Linked DNA regions of Homo sapiens: regions 1 and 3 are each linked to region 2. Evidence: chromatin loops called from intact Hi-C (ENCODE). Cell type or tissue: PC-3. All regions are shown on one strand. Region 1 overlaps DNM3 (dynamin 3). Region 2 overlaps DNM3 (dynamin 3). Region 3 overlaps DNM3 (dynamin 3).

Evidence for each region. Peaks named below come from ENCODE experiments on the same cell type or tissue, not always from the same donor. Only the 100,000 strongest peaks of a DNase experiment are listed, where the experiment ranks them.
Region 1: a loop joins it to region 2, with 6 times the contacts of the local background. A loop is called at or near these places in 5 of 110 quality-filtered maps.
Region 3: it touches region 2 in a loop (2.4-fold over the local background); 4 of 110 quality-filtered maps call a loop at or near these places.

What each region holds. Positions count from the first base shown.
Region 1 is chr1:172,356,008-172,364,007 of GRCh38, reverse strand. All of the region lies in intron 17 of DNM3 (dynamin 3), which reads right to left. Among named protein-coding and RNA genes, the nearest start is that of C1orf105, 61 kb to the left of the region's middle. RefSeq lists enhancers at 3,008-3,634, 5,115-5,194. In PC-3, no CTCF peak of the experiment used is centred here; DNase peaks (open chromatin) are centred at 3,337, 4,147, 5,027, 7,177 and 1 weaker place; H3K4me3 peaks cover 3,377 bases; H3K27ac peaks cover 5,105 bases.
Region 2 is chr1:172,086,401-172,094,400 of GRCh38, reverse strand. DNM3 (dynamin 3) reads right to left here. Exons shown (of 21, transcript NM_015569.5): 13 at 1,526-1,577. Among named protein-coding and RNA genes, the nearest start is that of MIR3120, 48 kb to the left of the region's middle. In PC-3, a CTCF peak has its summit at 4,004; a DNase peak (open chromatin) is centred at 4,000; H3K4me3 peaks cover 270 bases.
Region 3 is chr1:172,263,074-172,271,073 of GRCh38, reverse strand. All of the region lies in intron 15 of DNM3 (dynamin 3), which reads right to left. Among named protein-coding and RNA genes, the nearest start is that of DNM3OS, 120 kb to the right of the region's middle. In PC-3, no CTCF peak of the experiment used is centred here; DNase peaks (open chromatin) are centred at 4,363 and 4,963; H3K4me3 peaks cover 411 bases; H3K27ac peaks cover 952 bases.

The DNA.
Region 1 (8,000 bases), 270 kb before region 2:
GTGTAATTAGCCTTTCAAGAGAGAAGAGTTTTCTAGAGGTTTCAGGAGCCAGGCAAGGCTATGGAAAGAAAGTGAGTGAGACTTGGCCTGGTTGTACTGGGGCATGCAGACCTTTAGAAGGCATCTAGGTGAGGGAAACAAAGGGAATGGAGGTGGAAATTAGTTTGATGTGTTAGGGAAAATACTGGGGAGGACATGGTAACAAATATATTGAGAAGAAGAGTATATGGCTGAATTGCAAAATGAGTGGTCAGATTGTGGAGAACTTGGGTTAGGCTAAGGAGATGAGATGACATGTGGTGGGCTTGAAAGGTCACCAGAAAGGATGTGCTCAAGCAGTGGTTTAGGAAGATTAGTATGGCAACTGCAGGCTGAATTTATTTAAGGAGAGTGAGACTGGAAGCAGGGAGATCAATTATTGTCTTTAGTAAGAAACTATGTGTGAAGTCTGAATCAAGTGGGTTTCTATAAAAATGGAGAGGTAACCAGTAGATCATAAAGGCATTCTCAAGAAGAAATTATTGGAAAATTGTGACAGATTGGATACAAAATCTATTAAGAGTAAAATAATATGCTCAGATGTCCAGTCTTGAAGACTGATATGGTGACTTCATAGATTGGGGCAAATAAACTGAGGCAGAGAAATCGGTTTTTATGGAAAAAATGAGTTTATTTTTTAGTAAATTTTGTAGATGCAAAGGACATATCTGGTGGCAACTGGAATCACAGAATGAGCATTCAGAAGCCACAACAGAAAATGTAGATTTAGAAATCTTTCATACAAAATTGGAAGCTGGAGCCATAAGAATAGAAAACATTCTTAAAAGCAATGAGTGTACAGAAAAAAACAAATTTGTCTTTGTGTTTAGCAAAGTGCCTGGCCTAGTGTGAGTACTCAGTAAATGCTTTCAGAATGGAAGAATAAATAATGGAATGAAACAAGAAAGAGAGGGAGGAAAGTATTTGGGGATGAATATTCACAGTTAAGGAGGTGGAAGAAGTGCCAGCAAAGGAGACCATAAGGAGTTAAAAAAAAGGTGAGGAGGGTTCAAAGATCATGCATCATCCCAGGCTACTTTAGATAAAAAAGCTTTCAAGAAAAAGGCAGTCATTAACAGTGCCAGATATTGCTAAGAGGTTAAATAGAATGAGGGCTGGCAATGGCTTTGTCTGAATGATGGAAGAATCTTTAACAGAGCTTTTCTGTGGGGATGGGGGTTTGTGGATAGGATTAAAGGGGGGCCAGAAGCTGGATTAGGAGGGTGAGGTGCAGAATGTGGAAAGGGGGCTGAAAGAAAGTATAAGTCATACTGTGAAAGTTTGGCAGAAAAATGAAGGGAATGGCACGGTGTTTATCAAGATACCAGGGTTGGGTCAAAGATGTTTCTTTTAGGCCAGGGAAGACATGTGTATATATGAAGTTTAAAAAGAAGCCAGAAGGCAAAAGACTAAAGACACTAGAAATAACAACAAACAAATGAGATTCAGTATGCTGTACAGGAGAAATACTCGAAAAATTCACCTTTCATGCCATATTCCAGTTATACCAGACCTTTTGCTATTCCCAAATCAAACCATGCACATCACGACCTGGTGCCTTTAGCCATGTTGCCCCTTTGAATCTGAATGCCCTTTTGCCTGATATTTGATTGCTAAAATCTTTTCATTATTCAAGACCTGGCCCAAATGATCCCTCTTTCCTAGACACTCATAGCTTATTAAACATTTCTTATCGTTAAGGCTTTATATTCTTTTCATGTATTATTGTTAATTGCTTTCTAATAGGTCTTCTCCCCTGTATTTTAATGTATTACACACAGTTGGTACTCAATCATATTTAATAAGTGAAAGTGGAATTTTTCTTTTTAACAATTTAAAGGAAGAATAAGAAGAGAATGGTGGAAGAATGCTCAGCTGAGGTAAAGATAAAGGTATTGGGCAGCTTCTTCTGGTTGGCTTCTGTATTCTCTTAAGAGGTGACATTCTTGCCTACAGGAAAAGTGAGGGACAGATGTGATGGAAGATCATTTTTGGAGCAGGTGATTGGCTAGTCAACAAAGAGGTGAGTGAAAGGAGGGCAGGGTCTTATAAGTGTTGGGTATTTGCAATGGTCCAGATTTTGCAGCAAGTTTTCTTTTACTAAGCGTTCACGGTTGGAAGGACAGAAAAAGCATAAAGACCTAGCACTGATGACTTGTGTAGAAAGCTTCACCATAATCACTAATAAACATTTAACATAGAGAGGTGGCTATTGCAGAATGATGTCACAGACAACACTGAGATGCCAAACAGGGAGCTCAGGGTAAGGAGAGAACCTAACACTACTTGTCAGGTCAAGACTCTCAACTTGGCTGCTGGGAGAATTACCTGGGATGGCTTTAAAGACTATTGATACCTGGGCTCCACCCTCAAATATTATGATTTAATTGGTCTGGGGTGAAGCCAGGAGCATTTGCATTTTTTAAGTACTCCAGTTTGAGAACCCTGCAGTAAAGAGATATAAGTCTGGGAAAAGCAGGGGAGTTAAGTGATTGAAGGTTCTACTGAGGATAGAGTACAGGATGAAATAAAAATGCTATTTATGGTCTCAGGCCTGAAAATTCCCAGGAAAAAGAAGTGTCTGACTTAGCGTAAAAGAAAGTATCTATGTTTTAACATTCAAATGTGATCTCAGCTAGTTTCTACTAGACAGACATCACCATTCCCTGACCGTCATAATTGGCACTAAGGTAGGCAAATGGTTGAACGGGAAAGGAGAAGTTACGAAGCTTTCTTCTAGTCTCTACTTTAAAAAGAAAGTTGCCCCTCCCACATAAGCCTTACTGGTTCTTTCTGAGACCCAGTGAAACGAGAACAAGTGCAGAAGGGACACAGGATGCTCAGGAAATCCCATAGTGGGCCAGACCCAAGGTCAGCCACCCCAATAAGTCTCAAGAGTCATCCTGTGCGGGAGCTCAAAGCTGTTCTCTGACTTCTGTTGTAAAAGTCAGGTATAGCCCCAGTTTTCTTAGTAGCCATTTGTGGCTCTCATTCATAAATCTGGCTAAAAGATTTCTGAATTCATTTACATTTCCTGCCAGTCCCACCTTTTGGGACTAATGAGTTCCACAAGTTTATAACCTGCTATGTGAAGTAGATTTCCTTTCATTTGCCCTAAACTTACTGCACTCTGTTTTAAAGAGTGCCTTCCTTGTCCTAAGAAGAAAATGTAAACAGAATTATAAGATGAGGACAGATTGGCTAAAGTAAGCAGGGCAGAAAAAGAGCAAAGGTGTTACAAGCAACCGCAGACTACCTTAAATCCATAGTGTAGTTTTAAAAGGCAAACATGGCTGGAATGCATGATCCAGAGGGGAGCTGGGTGTGTTACACAACAATAGCTCCATTGTTCTTAGCACTTGTTAGACCCTTGCAGGGGCTCTGCATTTTGCCTGAGGCTCTACTGCTCAAATGAAAGGGAGAGCTTGAATATTTAGCAGATATTAAGAAAACGGATTAAAATACTGGAAGTAAAAGTAAACAAATTTGGATGTCTCAGGGTATACAAGAGAAAGTTATTCTATATAAAAATAGTAGGATACTATCTATAAAGTGAAAAATAGTTGTTTTACATTTGAATTAAAGCACAAAGAGGAGTCAAAATGCATCAGATGATGATTTAGCTTTGCTATAAGAAGGAACTTCCTGACACCTATTATTATATGTAAGACCAAGTGGAGATAGAAAACTTTGCATTTTATTTTGTTTTGAATGTTCATAATTCCAAATTGATTTGGGGTTCATCTTACCTTTGTACATCCCTCAGTGGATTATAAAGATAGCTAAATGAGTTATTTACCCAGAGGGATATGGTAATATTGAATTAGGCATCTTACAAAATAAATTTGTGATGAAAATACTAATATGTACACTTTTAAAAATTATAAGGAAACAACTAATTTTTTTAAAAAAATCAATTTTAGTGTGCTAAAGTAGACTAAATAGTAGACTAAACTATCTGTTGCATTTTTTTCCTCCAAGGTCATAGTATACAGTTGATTATAGGAAAGTCTTGTGTTTTAATGGAAAATAGGGCAAAGGTTATGTGCAACAGGAATCCAGTCATGTGGAGCTTGCAGAACGCAGGTTAGGCTCATAAAACTGCTCATTAAAATGCTGTGTTCTGAAGCAAAAGCAAATAAATGAGCTCAGGGAAAAGAGCCGCAGAAAATTGTCTAGAAATATTTCCATGAAAGACTGTGAAAATAGTCCTTCCCAGTCATAAGAAACGTGCAGATATTGCTTATACAAATAGCCCACACTTAAAAGACTTTTAAATACCTTCCCTGAAATGCTGGTTTTGACCTTCTGCCAAGAGCTACTTAAGGTTTTTTTTTTTTTATTTTTCTGAATAGACTGTATGATGAGTAAAAAATAAAAAGGCATATACACCAGAAGCTTTTAAAACAACATGAGAAGAACAGTTTGGTTATTACTCCCTACTCCAAATTGTAGTTTAAACTTAGCAAGTTCACAAGTTCTACAATGGTTTTAAATGCCAATCTCAAATTAAAGAAATTAAGACAAAAAAAATCTTCAAGATTTATAGGGCTCCCTGATTCTCTACATTTTACTATCTTACAGTAGAGAAAACATAGATTGAGGAATCTAAAAAAAAAGTAATAGTTATGGCTTGCTGGCAAAATAATGAACAGCAAGAAGATTTCTAAGAAGACAGCCCCAAAGCAATTCAGACAGACCATGCTTACACAACGGCTGGCTGGTCTATGCGGCCTCAAGCCAAAAACAACAGCCAGCAGCTCCCATCACTTAGAAAGGAAACTGCACTACTTGATGCTGATTAAATGTGTGTGTGTGTGTGTGTGTGTGTGTGTGTGTGTGTTTTGTGGGAGTTGTTCAGATGCCCATCTGATTTTCAGTATAAATTCAGTGATGCCCCAGGCCCCGTCTGAGCCACCAGAGGGGCAACCAGGTGAAATCTCACCATGCTAAGTGATTAACCAGAGTGAAGCCAGCTCACAGAAAACAGACTGCTCCAGAAAGAAGCACAAGTAATGAGTCATGTGGTCTGAAATCATACCGACTACTCTGTCTGTGGCTTTTTTTTCCTTGCACCATTTCCACAGTGTGTTAGAATCAGGAAGGGAGACCCGGAAAGGAGTCAAATATGAGCATGGAAATTTTATGTGCTTTTTATTATCTTAAGTAAAAAGAATTACCAGTGGCAACATTCCCTTTATACTTCTACAACTTATTTTATCTCAAGAAAAGCAGTCTGGAGCTGGCTTGTGAGAAGCAATGAATCAAACTGAGAGAGACTCCTTCTAAAAGCCAGGCTGGATCACAGCAGGCTTCTGGCCAACATTTACTCTGCTGTTTCAGTCAGGTTTCACTGCTGTTGTTGCTGTTTCATTCTGGTGGGGGAGGGAGCTGACTGAGAGTCTTGTAGAGATTTGGCTAAAATAAAAATAGAGCTATTTTACAAAGCTAAACCAACTCACATCCTGTGAGATAGCCTAGATGTTTGATAAACCACATCTTGGCAACAACAGCTCATCTCTGAGTTAGCTGTAAAAAGGGATTTTCCTAATTCATCCAGCTCTAAACAAAATAACCCGCTCTTCTTTCTTCCCACTGGTGTTTGACATACCTTATTCAGGAATAATTATTTCTTTTACTTTAGTAGATTTTAAAAGCTAGCATTGTTCTTTCCATAGTGGTCATTTACATTTTTACCTACGCACACACACATATACACACGCGCACATTCTTGCACAAGTTAGCAAGATTTAAAGCCTCTCATTTTTTATTCTTGAAGTCCCGAAAGGGAAACTGCTATTCATGTGCCAAAGAACACAGCCATTCATTATTATTTTTTCTTTATTTCTCTCTGTATACCCTCCCAATAGGATTAAAAGCGGTCTGGGATGTAGGGTATGAAGGCAGAAGAAGGAGAGGAGTGGGAGGTAGGAAAAGATGGCATTTTAATAGCCTCTACCACACTGATTCAGCACAGTAGGAACCTTGTGCTTCAGACTCAAACTGTTTCCTTCCTGTTCAGCATTGCACTTGGCCCACTTTTCCTGAAGCCATGCATTGATGTCTGTGGACAGAACTGGAGGTAACATATAAATGGCCTTTCTTAGAATATGGGAGGATGGAGAGGTCTAAGGAAGCTATCATTAACACTATCTTTGATTTGTAAAATAATTTTCATCTTGAAATAATTTGTCTTATTAAAAGGTTGAAAATTAATACAAAGAATTCCTGTACATCCTTCACCCAGATTCTTCGAATGTTAGTATCTTACAAAACTACACAACAATGATCAAGATAAGGAAATTGACATTGTAATACTATGACCCAGGATCTAATCCTCAATCATGTATTACATTTAGTTATGCCTCTTTAGTCTCCTTTAATTTGGAGCAATACCTCAGTCTTTTTTCATCTTTTATGACCCTAATAATTTTGTACAGTATTGACCAGTTATTTTGTACAGTGTCCTTCAATTTGATGTTTCCTCGTTATTAATTTCAGGTTGTGCATTTTTAGCAAAAACACGCCACATAAATGGTGTGTCTTTCTCAGTGCATTACATCAGGAGACATGTGATGTCGATCTGTCTCATTACTAGTGATGTTAACTTTGATCATTTGGTTAAGATGGTGTCTTCCAGGTTTCTCCACTGTAAAGTTTCTATTTTTTCTCCTTTGAAATTAATAAGTATCTTGCGGGTGATATTTGAGGCTATGTGAATATCCTGTTTCTCATCATACTTTTACCTACTCATTTTAACATCCATTGATGATTCTTAAGAGAAACTATTACTGTGATGTTTTGCAAATGGTGATTTTTAAATTTTGATCTTCTCTTCTAAATTAATTAATTATGAGGAACAGCTTTCCCTTCTCCTTCATATAATTACTCATTCAACTGTTTATTTATGTAAGTATGGATTCTTATTTTATTCTATGGATTATAATCCATTACTGTCATTATTTTATTTCTGAAATTGTCCCAGATTTAGTCATTGGGAGCCTCCTGTAATTTGCCTCTTGTATCTTTTTCACATATATCCCCATAAGGTTTTGAGCACTTCCTTACTTTCTAGCATCATGAGACATTCCAGGCTCATCTTGTACTTTCTCTGCCCCAGTCCTGGAATTTCTCCAAGGATCCTTGGCTCCATTTATTGAGAGATAGTATAAAGTAACCTTATCTTTTTCTGTGAGTCACAGTGAGTACATAACTCTCCTAGTGGTAAAAAGTCACCAGCATGTGGGTGGAGAGAAACAAAGGTCCTGTACTTCCAGTGTTGTGGGGGTACAGTTTTCATAACCATAAACTTTAATATAATAATGTCTTTCCCAGCTCAGCCTAAATTGGAAATCCTTGCTTAGGTAATGACCTGGAATCATAATAGAATGTGCAAGATCAACACAATTAAAAAAAAAATTCTGAGGAGTCTATGGCTCTTTCATTACAAATTTAAAACCCCGTCAAATTTTCAGTATGTTTAGCAAAGTGTAACTTGGATTAAAATAAGTAAATCTTATATAACAATGTTTACTGTTTTTTCCTGATTGTTTTATAAGTCAAAAATGAACAAAATATGGTTAAAACTTCTACATGGCAATGTAATTAAATTAAGTGCTGTTTAGTATTTGTGAGAAAATAAAACTGTTCAGATGGCTTTTAATCACCATACATTACTATTATTCTTGTTGTTTTAATATTGGCTTAGATTTACCTAAATGTTTACCCACTTCTTTGTCCATGTTCCTTCTGGATCATTTTCCTTCTTCCTAAAGTACATTTTTTCGTTTCGTTCCTTTTATCTTTGATGGCAAACTGTTTTTGCTGCCTGAAAGTGTCTTTATTAGGCCTCACTTTAAAATAATCCTTTAACTAGGTATTCAGCTGTAGCTTGGCAGTGTTTCCCTCTGTACTTTGAAGATGATTCCATTATTTCTGGTTTCCACTTTTGCTCTTAAGAA
Region 2 (8,000 bases):
TTGGAAGAATAAGCCTGCTTTATCCGTGGTAGAAATTAGAGTTTAATTTTTTTTCTAAATGCTTATGACAATGTTTTTACACTTCCATAAAAGAAGACATAGTATCTGGTTTTCAAAGATTTAACTCTATAGCCATATAAAATGTCCATCACTATAACTTTGCTTTTCTGTTTTTTTAAATAAATGCAAATAATTGGTATTGGGTAGGCTTATCAACAAACACAGCAAAATCAGATACTCAATATTTACCCACCTTTTAGAAGCATCATCTACATTTATTGGAAATATTACCATACAAGGGGAAGAGAAAGGCTTACACCTCATAACAACATAGCATAAAAGGACAGAGATGAAGATCATTAATGATTTTAATTATTTTAAGGACCATTAAAATTAGAGAAATATCAAAGCACCCACAGTGTTAAGGGTTTATTATTACAGCATTTTAGAGTTTACTAGTTCATACCTTTCAATCACAGCAAGTTATTAGCAGTGAAGGGATGAACCCTCTTAAGAGGATTTTTATTTCAATGATAGGGTGTTACGGACAAGACAACCTAAGTTTAAAAAAAATTAGTAGCAAGCGCTAGTTGAGTTAATCAGTTAAAGACAAACTGTGCCCTTGGGAAGCTAAATGAAAAAGCAACAGTAAAGCTTACAGAACTTAGCTCGTACAATTTGCCTTGAAGGCGGAAGATTGGTTCCCTGAAATAGCAAAGAATTATATGCTTTAGTTCAGAAAAAAAGTTTTTAAAATAAAGTCTGTTATTACCTCTTCTCCTTTCAAAACAATGGGAAAAAAATCTAGAGCAGAGGTTTCAATTTGTTCAATAATTGTACCTCTGAAAGTTTTTTAAAAACTATAACACCATCATTGTTTTGACTTGAAAAGAAATAACAATGCAAATATTCATTATCACATAAAACATAAAAGACACAGCAAACTGTTGAGTTAATACAATCTCTGCAGAGCGCTATTAGTCAGAGACAGCTGGTCAGCCCAAAACACAAAAACTCAAAAGATCAGATCTTCTTAGGAATTAACATCTTCATTAACCAACAAGAATTTAGTGTGGCAGAGATTACATCCAACAACTGCGTTCTTCATGAGCTGTCCCTTCACTGATACCAAGCTGTGCAAATGTGTGAACTAGTTAGCAACCCCAGAAAGCTCATGCAACTACTCACCACATTTTAACCTTCAACTGACTCACAAACTCAATGTTAAATTAAACTTAGGGGTAACGTAAGCAAGCAAAATAGGACATGAGGAGTCAAATTTGAAATGCAGAGCAAGTAGCAGAAAGGTTATTTAAAATAAATCAATATGGTTAACTGCACAAAATAGCCAAAAAGAAATGCAATTCACTCCAAAAATTTTAAAAGCAAAAACAAATCAAAATGAAAGCTGCATTTCAAGCAAAATTTGCACGTGATTAATTTGCATTAAAAAAATAGTCAATCAAGCGATTTAGTTCAAATTCTTTGGGACATGCATACACTGATTCTCTTATGCAATTCCTACCTGATTTCCAACTGTGGTTTTCTTGTGAACCTGACTGCTCCTCTGCTGAGCACTGAGAAAAGCAAAGGAAAGCAGCACTGAAGAGACACATATAATTTTTTCCTAAACAAGTAACAAATACTAAAATTTATACAGGCTTTAAAAAAAAAATCAATGGAGACAGACCTAATACCAAAATTCCAGGTCAGTTTAATTCTGGAAGCAAAACCAACTCAATGGGACTCCTAATAGCACATAACTCCTAGTAGCATATAAACCAAAAATATAATAACACCACTTAAAGAAAAGCTGCATTGTAACATTAATAACATACGAGTTGACATATTTGCAGTGTCTCACAGGTACAGAGGAGAGTTGTAATGGAAATTAAGTTAATGATTATTGAGTATATGCCATGTTCTAAGTGCTTTATCGATATTAATCATTTTTATTCTCACAGCAACCCCATGAAGCAGTTACGATTATTCTTCTTGTTTCATAGATGAGGAGAGAAGCTAAGTGACTTTCCCAAAATCACTCAGCTAATAAGTGGTAGTACCAAGTAGCATGGCTCCGCATCACAAACTCTTTGTGATATTGTCCAGTCTCACTGCTTTGAATTCCAATATATTCTGACAACTCCTTTAATGCATCTCTGGTTTGGATCTGCCATGTAGATCCAAATATGTATGAGTCCCAACTCTGGACTTATTGATGTTTTTAACAACTTAACCTCATCACTTGGGTATTTAATGGGCATATCATTCTTAATATTTCAAAACTAAACTCCTGAAATCCCCCCTAAAATCTGTTCCACCCACAGTCTTCCTTCCTCCTCTTAACTAATGGCAATTCTATACCATACATTCAAGTTCCTTGGCCAAAATCTTTGTCTCCTCTTTCTCTCACAACCCATATCCGACCATCAGAAAATGCTGTCGACTACTTTCTTATAATAAATTTAACATTTAACCATCTTTTCATCACTTCCATTGGTCCCACCTTGGTCCAAGACACTGCCATCCCTCATCTGGATTACTGTAATCATTTATTCTCTGGTCTCTGCTTCCACACTTGTCTCCCTGAAGTCTATTCTTAACAGACACCAGAGTGATACTTTCAGAAGGACTATGTTAACTCTTCTGCTCGAAACCGTGTACTGCATCAACACCATTCCATTTAATGGTAAAAACCAAAGTCCATACAAGGGTCTACAAGGCCCTACTCAAGCAACCCCCACTACTGCCTCTTTGACTCATCTCCTCCTACCCTTCACCTTGTTCCCTGAAGAGTTCCAGCCACACTGGCATCTGCTCTTTTTCAAACCCACCCAATACACTCCCATTTAGAGCCTTCAGGCAAGCTAGCTCCCTAGGATGTACTTCCCGCTTTCATCTGCATGGTTCCCAACATCTCTTTCAAGTCTTCATTCAAATCCTTCTTTTCAGTTAGGACTACTCTGACCACCCTATTTATAACCGCATCCCTCCCTTCCTCCAAGACTATCATCCCCTTTACCCTGTTTGATTTTTCTGTCTGGCATTTCTCACCTTCCGATACACTACACGGTGTATTTATTTTTTGTGTTTGTCTGCCCTTTTCCATTAGACTGTAAGCTCCTAATGAGCAGGGGTTTGCGTCTGTTTTGTTCACTGCTATATCCCCAGGGCCTGCAAAGGACATGGCACATGGTTGGTTTCATGAAATATCTGTTCGATGAAAAGCCCAATGAAGTTGATGCCATTATAACCCTCATTTTAGACATAAGCACAGAGGGTTAAAAGCCAGAAAGGACTCCAACAACTTAACAACAGAGCCCACACGTTTCATCACTAGGTTACTCTATCCCTCAAAAGGACAAAGGCTTTCTTTTGGTGGATCCATGAATAAACACGTATCAATATAAGAAACACAACTCATTTTGGTTATTCTGGGAAGATCAGCAATACTCAGTATTCTTACAGATTGTTTAATAGTTTATGGAAGCTGTTTTGGAGATCAATGAAATGGTCTAAAATAGAGAAAAGGGAGACTAAAGCTCTCAGTCAACTGTTTAAAGTGATGGGATGTTGTGCTGCAGTAACAAGTTAGAAATCAACACCACACTTAGAACAGCTGATCAAAATAAGTTTTTAATAAACTCCTCTGATACATTTAAGCTGCTTTCCTTCACTCAAACTCATGAAAAAACACTGCATTCAACTGAAGGTGGGCAGGGGGTGGGTGGTGAAAGGCCATACTGTATTTGGTTGCTAAAAATATTTTGTGTATATATTTTTTTCCAATTTAAAATTTGCTAATTTCAACTTCTTCCTTCCTTGTTTTTTATTTTTCCAGCTTTCTGTTAAATGGTTAATCCTCTTAATTACGATGAAATTATTTCCTCTTTAACCATTTCTCTGAACAATCTAAATCTACATTATTCAGGTCTTGTAGGTGAGGCTGTGAAAGAGGTAACCAGGATCCAATGTGCCCACACCGCCCTCTGGCTGCCCTCATGCCCTGGCGCACACAGCGTCTTGAGTAGCACTCTCCTAAGGGCTTCGGATCTCCTCCTTACTTTCTTTTTCCACATTAAATGTCACTTTTCCAGCACCCTCCAGGCTTCCTGCTCTTCCAGGAATGCATGAGAAAACTACTATTATAATGAGATCATGACACCTTCATAGGTTATGTTTATCTCTTCCAAGCACCATAATTGTGTTTTAGGAGTAATGTTTTCACTGAAACACTGACTAGTGGTGAAAACCTGTGATAGACCCACAGGTGCTTCCTTTGAACAAATTATTGTAGACCCTAAAATTATGTATCAGTCCCCTTCAAATCACTTAAGGGAAAAGAAGTTGAATGTAAAGCAAAAGCCGCAAAGATCGTTAATGACTCCTTTGCTACCTTAGGTGAAAAGTTTGATCAAAATGGACTTCAGTCGCTCAGCTATAAAATGTGTATATGTGTGTCATAAAGGAGACAGACAGAAACAGAGACAGAGAGGAGGGCTAGAGGACTAAACAAGTTGTTTCTTAGGTTCCTTTTAGGTCCAATATTCCTTGAGATGCAAAATTACTCTCAGAAGCTTATAAGCTACACTAGATAAAGACAATGTCCATTGACAGTTTCCATCTGTGAAATAATGCATATTTAGGATCTACCACTTGTAAGAATATGCCAAAGGAAAAGTAGATTTACTTTATAAGCCAATCTCAAATATTAGAGTTAGAAAAAACACTAAGTTGCCTCTATTTTCCACCTAAAGAATCTTTTTGCAGCAATTGGCCCCATAAACTTAAACATTCTGTTGCTAATGATGTATTTAGCTACTTGAAGTTACTTCAAAAGCAACAACAACAAAAAAAGCTGCCTGCTTAGAATACATTCTTTCTCATAATTCTTCTGCATAATAATTGAACTGAGAGTATTTCAAAACATTTATTTAAAAATATGTTCCTTAAAAAACCTGTAAGGACTTGCAAGTTAACTTGAGCCCTTGGACATGTTCTTGGATATAGTTACTTAACCAATTAACTCTGAAATATTATAAAACATACCTATGTATGGTGTTTTAGTTTAACATAAATCAAAAACTATAGGGCACGAACTCCGTAGCATATAAAAATATGAATAAGGTATAGTTCTTGTTATCAAAAGCCTACAATTTGTCTGGTACAAGTAATGATATGCATACACAAAACAAAAATAACAAATAAAAAATAAAATCCATATTAATAAACATGTGAGGATGTAATAGAAAGCAAAAACAAAGTGCTTCTGTTTTAAATGTGGGATATAATTACCCATATCTTCTCATATGTGTGTGCGTGTGTGCACGCACATTTGTCGTTTGTCATATAAATTCCTACTACACACAAGTCACTGTGGAAGGCTTTGCCAGAACACTAAAACGTAGAACCAAATTGGTGTATGCTGAGACATAATGATTCTAAAAGTATATAACAAGAAGTTTAAACTTCTATAAAAATAAGAGTACATTAGAAGACAATCAGAGAACCCCTAATGTTATCTCTTGGCTCAAAACTTTTTTGCACAGTGTCCTATCCTTGTCTATGATGTGTGACCATTTATCAAATAAATCCTATACCATTGTAATTTCTCTGAATGTTCAGGGACAAGAAATATAATTTCAGATGATATGATCTGAACTGTTTGTAGCAAACTTGAAAAGAAGATAAACTTTAATAAAGGAAAACAAATGACTACGTTCCAAGAGAATAGACTGGTATTAGCAAAGCCAGGAAGTAGAAAGATGAGGCATATGGGGAAGTTGTGGAGAGTAAAACTATTATGGTAGAATTATCCAATCATAGACTGGGGTTTGTAAGTGATCTTAAAAGCCATCTAGTATAATAACTGTACGTTGGGGCCAGTTATGGAGAATTTGGCTGTTACTCTGAAGGCAGCAGAAAACATTCCATGTTTCTGTGCCAGCAAGTGACATGATCAAGGCAATGTTTTAGTACAAATTAGTTCCCTGAAATGCATAGTATTGACTCAAGCAGAGAAGACAGGAAGCAGTCAGCCCAGACCCCCTGTCTCTGACTATTGGAGTCCTGTCCAGTCTTAAAACTCCAATCAAGCATCATGCCTGAATTATGCCTTTTTAGAAACCTCCAGTTATCTCTCCTTTTCATGCACTCCCAAAGCCTTGGTCTGTGCCTGTATTTTATAAACAAGATTGTAAGTTGGGTTTCCAACAATGCCTGCTCCTTGATAGTCAAGAGCATCAATCTTGGTATTTCTACCTCTCTCATCACTGACATTACCTAGCAGAGGGTTTATGGTAGTATCTTAAGAAATACGTATGGAATTCTGTTTTGATGCCAGGGTTATTTACAACCAGACTATCAATGATCATCTGTACTAGGAAACCTAAATAATTTGAAGAAGCATATCATAGGCATGTGTTAAAGCAAAAGTATGGTACAGTTAGGGATCCCAAAGTGGTCAGACTGGCTGCAGCATGGACTTAGGGAGTAGAGTAGAAAGGAATAGTAACAATAGAATAGGCTGAAGAGGTAAACAAGATACAGATTATAGAGAGCCTTGGAAATTACATTAATAAGTTTAGACTTTATTCTGAAAGTAACAGAGAATCTCAGAAGGAATGAGAAAGAGGATGACAGGGGTACAGAGAGACTGTTGTAGTAACTCAAGTAAGAGAAGACTAACTTTAGTAGTGGCAATGATGATAGAAAGAAATAGATGAATTCAAAAAATATTATGGAGATAGAATCACATGAACTTGGTAAAGATGGATGGAGACAAAGATATGAGGGGAACAAGGAGCAAAGAATAGGACTGGGAGGTGCCATCCACAGAAAGTGGGAACAACATAGAAGTTAAAAATTATAAGAGCAGATGAGGAGTTTAGTTTGGGACTAGAAGGTTGAGGCTTCTCTAGGATATATAAGTAGAGATGTCCAATAGACATCTGAATATGGTACATAGTCCAGTGAAAAGTCTTGAAATGAAGATCTAGATTTGGAGTCATCAGATAAAGTTGGCAACTAAAACCATTGGAGTGGGTAAGATCCATTAGGAATAATGCAGTGAGTGAGAAAGAAGGGGGTCTAGGGTGGAAAATTGATTAAAGAATAGTTCTTAAGCCATGATCAGAAGATGAAGAGCTCCTAAAGACTGAGAAGTGGCTAGAGTGAAAAGAGGAAAACCAGGAGAGAGTGGAAGGTTATTGAAGCAAAGGAACAGATCTCTTCAAGAAGGAGTGATTAACGGTGGTGTCAAATGAAAGGCTCAGAATTGTCCATTGGATTAACTGTTTTGTCCTGGACAAAAGCAGTCTCAGTGGAGTGGAGTGGTAGAAACTAGATTGCAGTGGGCCGAAAAGTGAAAGGAAGATGAAAAAGAGAATGGAACACAGACTAAGGCCACTCAAAGAGGGCTCAGATGCATTAAGGAAATGGAGAGTCCCTTTGAGATGTAGATTCCATAGCAAATATCAGAGTGTGCCTCTACCTCTACCCACATTTCAACTGCTCAACAGCCACATACAGGTAGTAGCTTCTGTACTGAACAGCACAGATTATACGATAGTTCCATCATCTCAGAAACTTCTATTGTGCAACAGTGCTATAGAGTAAAGAAGCTCTTTTAGACTTGTTTAGTAGCAATTAAGAGGCTTCCTTGCTCTTTCTCTCAGTAGCTACCACCATAGGTCACCACTAAGCTGTCAATAAAGTAGGACCCACAGTGAAGGTCCCAGAGCCATCAGCCGGAGTCACTATACTGTAGGGCTCTGCCGTCCAATGCAGTAGCTGGTAGCCAGATTAAAACTTTAATTAGATTGAATTAAATTAAAAATTTATTGCCTTCATTGCACTACCCACATTTCAACTGCTCAATAGCCACATACAGCTAGTGGCTTCTGTATTGAACAGCACAGATTATACAATAGTTCCATCATCTCAGAAAGTTCTATTGTGCAATGGTGCTACAGAGTAAAGCAATTTTAGACTGTTCTTTT
Region 3 (8,000 bases), 180 kb before region 2:
CCTTAGTACAGTGATGATAGAGCAACTTATTTATTTTCTGAAGCAAAATCATTTTATAATATTAAAAAGAGTTTAGGCTAATATCTGGTAGTATAACACATATCACTCATACTCTTACCTATAAAAGATTTCAGTGAGGTGTGGATTTAACACACACTGAGAGCAAAGGCAGTTACTTGTTTGAATAGTCAAAACTACTCTCTGCAACTGCATTTTTTGAAACTGTTCCTTTATACCCACAGTACTTTTTTTTTTCAGATTCTAAGAAATAAACACAGGCAGTTTCAAAATTAGAAAAAGAAAGAAAGGAGAAAAACTCGCTACAGTTAGACGTTGCAAATATTTTCTTCATGAAACTATGCATCTGCTCAGAGTTAGCTGCAGAGTGTGACTAACATTTTCTACCAAGGCTTGTACCATGTCGGTTCCCTTTGCTGAGGCTGTGTGTTAATTAAAATTAATTACACATGCCAGTAAATAGTTTCCCTTTGAATGCAGCAAGTTGAAGCAGAATAATATAATTTATGTGTAAGGAATATAATTCAAACCTTCACAGTATTTTTTTTCAGCAGGTATAGGTACTAAAGACATTCTTTATGGGTAAGTTGGTGTCACCATAAGTCAACTAAAGAAAACTGAAAATATATTAGACATGCAATGTTAAGTCACACAAAGATTCTTATTTGTAAATTGTTATTTTTAAAAGACAGGTTTATTATTAATATCTTGAGTGCATGATTGAAGTAGCTCAATTATCTTCATTTAGCATTATAGTTACAAGTGCTGTTTGGCTTAAAGGCTTTTTTTTTTTTTTCAAATTCAAGAACTCCTAGGCAAGGTGTTATTACTTTAGTAATGTCAGGATAGTATATGGTAACACTGCTAATAATAGAAAACACTTATGGCTGCCAGAGATGCCATTATTCAACTCTAACTGAATTGAAACAGCAATAGACTTGAAGAATAATCCTCTTTGGACTTTTTATGTTTATTCTACTATTTGACGTAAGTTTTTTTCTTACTATATTCTACATGTTATTGCTAAAAACCTGATTATTCCAATAGTCAATAAAACATGCCCTTAGTTTCCTTTATTTTTGTTCTTGGGAGGCCTCTAAGACGGCCAAAGAGATATTGGTATTTAAACATTTCCTTCAGGCTGGGCCCAGCTAGGGATATTTTCGCAATCCTGCTTATTCATTTCTGAAGAGCTCTGCTCCCTAGGTTGCTGACTGAAATACCTGAACACTTGCTGTCTCACTACTGGCTTCAGCCTGGGGGCCCCACGCTATCACAAATTCACAAAATCACCACCACACTGGCTAAAAGGAAGCTGCAGCACACAACTCACTTTAATTCCATCCTTAACATAAGTAACCAAAATATAAACTTATTCTTTGAAATAAAAGCCTGAAACAAGACAGATAATATCTTGAATCCAGTTCTTCAGAGTGACTAATAGCTTTCAAAAAGAAAAGCTAGTTTTTTTAACAAAGCCTAGCAATCATTTGTATCAATCTCTTTTAAGGTAGAATAGTGATCTATCAGTTCTCTTACAGCTTACCACTACAGTGTCTCATTTAAAGCATGTCTCTTAGAATTGATCATATTTTTTCTGTAGCATGTTTACAACTAGCGATTGGGTCCCCTATCATTAATGAATAGCAGCTGGGGTTGTTCTATGGTTTCCAAATGGAGGCACACTTCTGTCCCAAGCTGCAGTGTTTGTCTGACGAGGGTAGTGGGGAAAGCAAATACTTGTTCCGGAAAATAGGTGGAGAGAGGGCAATGTGTTTGCTCTGAAATCCTAGAAGAAAAGTAAACTTGCTGTGAAGGACATAATTTCTTTTTGTTCTTGAACTTTACATAGCCGTGTTGGGCTCATTCATCAACACAGTCTTTGGACAGAAACCTGAACATGAATGCCTCAAACACTTTGACCAAAATCCTTGCTGGCACTACTAATGGCTTCGGTTACAACTCCAGTTTAAATCCTTGGGAAGAGAGAAACTGAATCCTTGGGAAGAAAGCAACTGAAGTTGCTGATTCTATCCTATCAATCTATTTGTTTGAAATACGCAAAGGCTCCTGAAAAGTACGATGCCTGATTCCCCTAGAAAAATGAATCTAGACTTCACACAGGTGTTTTAAGCATGAAGAATTCCTCCAAAATCTTTTAATGACATTTAAAAACGTTGAAAAGCACTAACTTGCTATTTTTCTCCCTCAAAAAAGGCAGAAACAATCATCCAAGTAGGACGTCATACTCCTATTTCATTTCAGAGTTTCATTTGAAAAACAATAAAGAATTTAAATTGCTTGCTTTAAGTCACAGGCATTTCATACTCAAGAAATTATGTTGTCTTTCATGAGAATATATCTTAGCTGTGAATTCAATTGTCACAGACTTAGTTCATAAAAATATTACCAAATTATATTTGATTTCTGTCTGGGTGTGGTTGGTGAATCAAATAAACCAAATGGGCCGAGAATTTTGGTTCTCCAATCCATCCCTCTCCAGGCTCCCTTTAAAAATATTTTCCCCCTCCTCTCTGGTGTACCTAGGATTTCCTAATGATGCTATTTCACAACTAGAGGGACACTCTTAAAGGAAAAAGATGCAGTATTGAGAATTGGGAAACTTGTAACAAGCAGGATCAGAACCATATGACAACAAATATCTTTGCAATGAGGGACTAGAACAAAGGAAAAGAACAAACGCAAAAACAGAGATCTCTGTTTCCAAGATTTGGACTTGGAATCAACTTTCAAAATATACAATTTTTTTTTTTTTTTTTTACTGACTTGCTGAACACGTATTCCTATCCAGCCCCTTAACAGGGAAAGCACAGGGTTTATCTTTCCAGATTTATAATGACAAATAAACATTACCCTCATCTTGTGCAGTCACAATCAATAACTGTAAGAGTCCTCAAGTCTCTGTCTGAGCCCTGTGAACTTAATAGTTCTAGCAGAAAAAAGAAGTGAAAACTTATGAACAGAGAATTGAAATTGTCTTCTGGCTCTCCTCCTGCTTAACTTTTAAAACTAATAGAAAACCTGGCCAGGTGCCGTGGCTCATACCTGTAATCCCAGCACTTTGGGAGACCAAGGTGGGTGAATCACGAGGTCAGGAGATCGAGACCATCCTGGCTAACGTGGTGAAACCCCGTCTCTACTAAAAATACAAAAAATTAGCTGGGCTTGGTGGCGGGTGCCTGTAGTCCCAGCTACTTGGGAGGCTGAGGCAGGAGAATGGTGTGAACCCGGGAGGCGGAGCTTGCAGTGAGCAGAGATCTTGCCACTGCACTCCAGCCTGGGTGACAGAGTGAGACTCCATCTCTAAAAATAAAAAAAAAAGAAAACCTGAAATTTGTCAATACTTTGCTAGAACCAAGAAATAAAGATTTAGAATGCTTAGTGTAGCTATCTACAAAGCATTTTTGAATAATAAACGTTAAGATTATGAGAATGATGTTAAGACAATTTACAATAAAACATCTATGCTTTTTTTTTTCTTAAAGGACAATGTCATAGAATTCTATTTAGTTCAAACAGCACTCATTTATACAGTCTGTATATTACCGAGGTTATTACTTTCTAAATGAAATATTTCCTTTTGTCCTCAAACTATTTCCTCTGAGAGTCTGAATCTGTATTTCCATTTTCATCCCACTTGCATTTGAAGTTCTAGGCTTCTAGAGCTTACTTACTTTAAGAATGCCTTATATTAGCAATTGGCATTATTTCTATCTTCTCCATATAACAGAGGGGGAAAGTTTTGCATCCATGCATTCATTCCCTCATGCTATTGAGCTCACAAAAATGCCAGGCACTGTGTTAGGCCCTGGGGATACAGCAATGAATAAGAAAAACAGCCTCTCCCTCATGGAAAGCAGTCTCACAGTAGAGAAGTTATAGAATTGTTACATTTTAATTATTTAACTTATCATTGTGTTAAAACCAGAAGGAAGAATAAGGTATTAAAATGTTCACTTAACACACTCCATTTCTTAAACTCATTGTTCAGGTGATCCCCCTAGTAACACTACTCATGCCTGAGTGCCACCAGTTCACTTGTGTTTGCCTCTGGACAACAATATATCAGGTGTCAATTGGTCTCATATCTAGTGGGATTTTTTTTCTGACTAAGGATAAAGCATGGGGAAAACCAAATTTTTATATCACACGTAAAGTTACAGAAACAGTACAATGAACTCTAGGTCAATTGAGAATGATAAAGTGTTTCTACTCTCAAACTGATTTATTTTTTCCCTCCACCAGATACTCATAGAGGGTATTACACACACCTCTACTGGAAAGATGACCCACCTACACTCCAAGGGGGGTGTGGGTGGATAGGATAACATACATTTCATTTCTCTACTTGGGTTGGGACTGATTACTGACTGAATCATCTGACAAATAAAAACCTTCCTGAATCAGGGTATTTAGAAGACAAGCAATTCTCACTTAGCATTTTGTGAGGCAAGAAGTAATGTCTTAAACATTGTTTTGACAAAAGTGGGATAAAAATGAAATAAAATAATTTATCCTGGTGTCTTGTTTATGTTGCATAAACAAGCTTAATTGAATTGTGTTCCTTACACAGTATTTCATTCCCGAGTCCAGAATATTACATGCTTTTTACCTTACTGAAATTCTGATACATATGAGTCTCTGCCATCCCTATTTATGGAAGAGTAATTGTTCCTTTTTTAATGTAGATCCGACACTCAACCATATCCAATTGAGACATGATCTTTTAGACAAAGCATTGTATACCACCCAGAATATTCATTTAAACACTTTTTCAAACAAATTTAAACTCTGAGCATGTCTTAGTATAGAAATGTAGCCATAGAGGTATATAAATGAACAACCTGACTCTAATTTCTTTCCAGCTAACAAGTGGAAAAATATACCACTACTCAACAATGCAAATAAAGAGTCATTCTTTCAGAATGCCTAAAGAGCACACACTAACTATATTGCGGCATTATTTGACATTTATTGAGTGTCAGCAATATGCTGGGAACTAAGTGGAGTAGTGAAACATCCTAAAATCACTTTCTATAGGAAAAGGGGGAGGAGGTGAATTGGAACACTTGGTAATATTGATAAACCATATCCTGAATTGAAGCTACAAAGTAGAAAGAATGCCTTATTTTAAAAGAAAACAAGGCTCTACAACCCCAAGGAGTGCTCAGAAAATACCATGTGGCTGCCCTACAACCCCCTGGACAGAAACAGTTCTCTGTTGGCTACCAAAGCTGACATACCTTGAACCAAATGGGCCTTAGCATGACCTTAAAACTGAACGCCTGCCTGGGGAGAGCCGAGAGAAGCACAGTGAGGCCATTATCTAGACATACTTCTATCAGAGAAAACATGGCATTTCTAACAAAATCAAATAGAACAAAAACCTGGAGGAGCATTTGAATCCTTAGTTTAGACCATGCCACAGTGAACTTTAGGAGTCTGTTAACTAAAATTTAACTTTCAGTTTATAATTAGGTGAAGCAATTAATGTGAGAACAGAGTATCACAATGTTAGTCTCCCCAGATATCTATGATGCCATCTTTAAAAGAGCCAGAGGAAGGCTCAGGAATGGGTATTCTTACCGGGAGTTTATGTAGGCTAAACCAGTCTGAGTGTGAAATTCGCTCTCCTCAAGTGCTGAAGTCACTGCAACTAGCAACAAATCCTTTCATTTATAAATCTTAGCACTGAAACACTGTTTAAAATGGCTCAAAAATCTGGTCACCTGGCTTGTAAAGATTATATTAATTCACCAGGACACCGAAGCCTTTTTTTTTTTAAAGGATGTTAAATGTATTAATTCCCACACACCTGATGATGGGGGACTACAGAGTAACTCTTTTAAAGTTTATATAGTGGAAAGCTGAAATAGCAACTGAATGAGCTCTTAGGAATAATGTTGCCATACAAATAGCCATGACTAAAAGTTTGTCAGGAACTGTAGCAGGAGCAATGGTCAGTTCCATGCAGGGCTTTAAAAAATGAGACTAAAAGCATTCCATGGAAATTTGTATGATCTTACAGTAAACTGAAATCCCTACACAATAAGTTAAAAATCTCTTCATTGCTGATCTTTTAGGAGCAATTCCAGTTAAAGTCTTAGGCAGAATTCCTATTCCATAGTTAATCTCTAAACTACAGTATCAGAAACAGCCTTGAGTTAGGAGATATTAGACCTGGGTTGTAGTTCTGGTTCTCTCATTAACTGTTTTTGTGACATTAGGAAGGCATTTAACTGTTATAGATATAGCTCCTTAACCTGTGAGGTAAGAAAGACCGACGAGATTATCTATAAGGTTCTGGAAACCCCCGGAAAGCCATGATATTTTAAACTTGCATTGGTGTTCAAACAGAAACTCTTAGCTCCAAGTCAATGCATCTCATATAGGTCTGCTGAATGGATAAACAAATTGATCCAAAACACTGATGTGGAGGACAGGGATAAAAATTACAAAGTAATGGAGGCATTTAGAAAATCTATTCTAAATTAATCAAGCGTAACCTCATCTAAAGGCAAGGAATGAGAACACTTATTTTCTTATAAGGTCTTGTCTCAGAAGAGAAAACAAATTAGGAACATAACCTCAGAATCAATATAAGTGGTGAAAAGAATGTAATTTAAGAATAGTTGATAGAATCATGCTAAGCATATGGGCTTTTGAAAGATGCATGATTTTACCACAACACAGAGGATTAAAATACATAAACTGACATGGGTAAGTCCAGTTCAATAAATTCTATGGAAACAAAAAGGAATGTTTTTATTTTTGTCACTAGGGCTCATCTTGCCTTTGAAATTAGCTTCTTCTCATCAGAAGAGACTAGCAACAGATTAAATAACATTTCTTGCTATTGGCTTTGACTAATACTATTTCCCATTTGAAGTAGTCTTTTCTATGTCCTCTACATCAATTCATGCCATGACCTAATGAAAGTCACCTTCTATGATGCTAACTCTTTTGCTGTGGCTAAATACTATGCTGTCTGCTATTCTGACACTTCAGAACTGCAGTGGAATACCCTATCCTGTAATCTAGTTAGATGTTACCTTACACACTATAACTCATTAATTTCATGTATAATAATCTCACAACTAAACTTCATTTTCTTCTTTTCTAACATAGTCCTTCTGTTTTAAGTTCAATGAAAAATAAATGTATGACACTCACACTAGTGATTGCAAATGTTCTCAAAACAAGAAAACATCTTATATTTTAATTGGAGTATGATATGGTTTGGCTGTGTCCCCACCCAAATCTCATCTTGAATTGTAGCTCCCATAAATCCCACATGTCATGGGAGGGACCTAGTGGGAGGTAATTTAATCATGGAGGCTGATTTTTCCCATGCTGTTCTCATGATAGTGAATAAGTCTCACAAGATCTGATGATTTTATAAAGGGAAGTTCCCCTGCACATACTCTCTTGCCTGCCACCATGTAAGATGTGTCTTTTGCCTTCTGCCATGATTGTGAGGCCTCCCCAGCCATGTGGAACTATGAGTCCATGAAATCTCTTTTTCTTTATAAATTATCCAGTCTCAGATATGTCTTTATTAGCAGCATGAGAACAGAATAATACACAGTACCAATACTGACATTCAGGATAGATAATACATTTCATTGATACTTTGGAATGCATAACAGAATAAATTGGAATTTCATTCCAATTGATACTTTGGAACGGATACTTTGGAATGGATAACAGATACTTTGTTACTTTGATACTTTGGAATGGATAACAGAATAAATACTTGTTGAGAGAATAAATTATTGCTATTTCTCTCTAATCAGTTTGTAAAACTTTCATGTGTGTATACACACTGAATCAAAGGTTGACCTTCTAAGTTCACTATTATCACAGTCCTCACCCCTAGAAGAAATCAGGAACATAGTTTTTTGTTTCTACAATCTATTGATAATGAAAGGCCACTTCATTTCAGCCAAAACTGCAGGAAG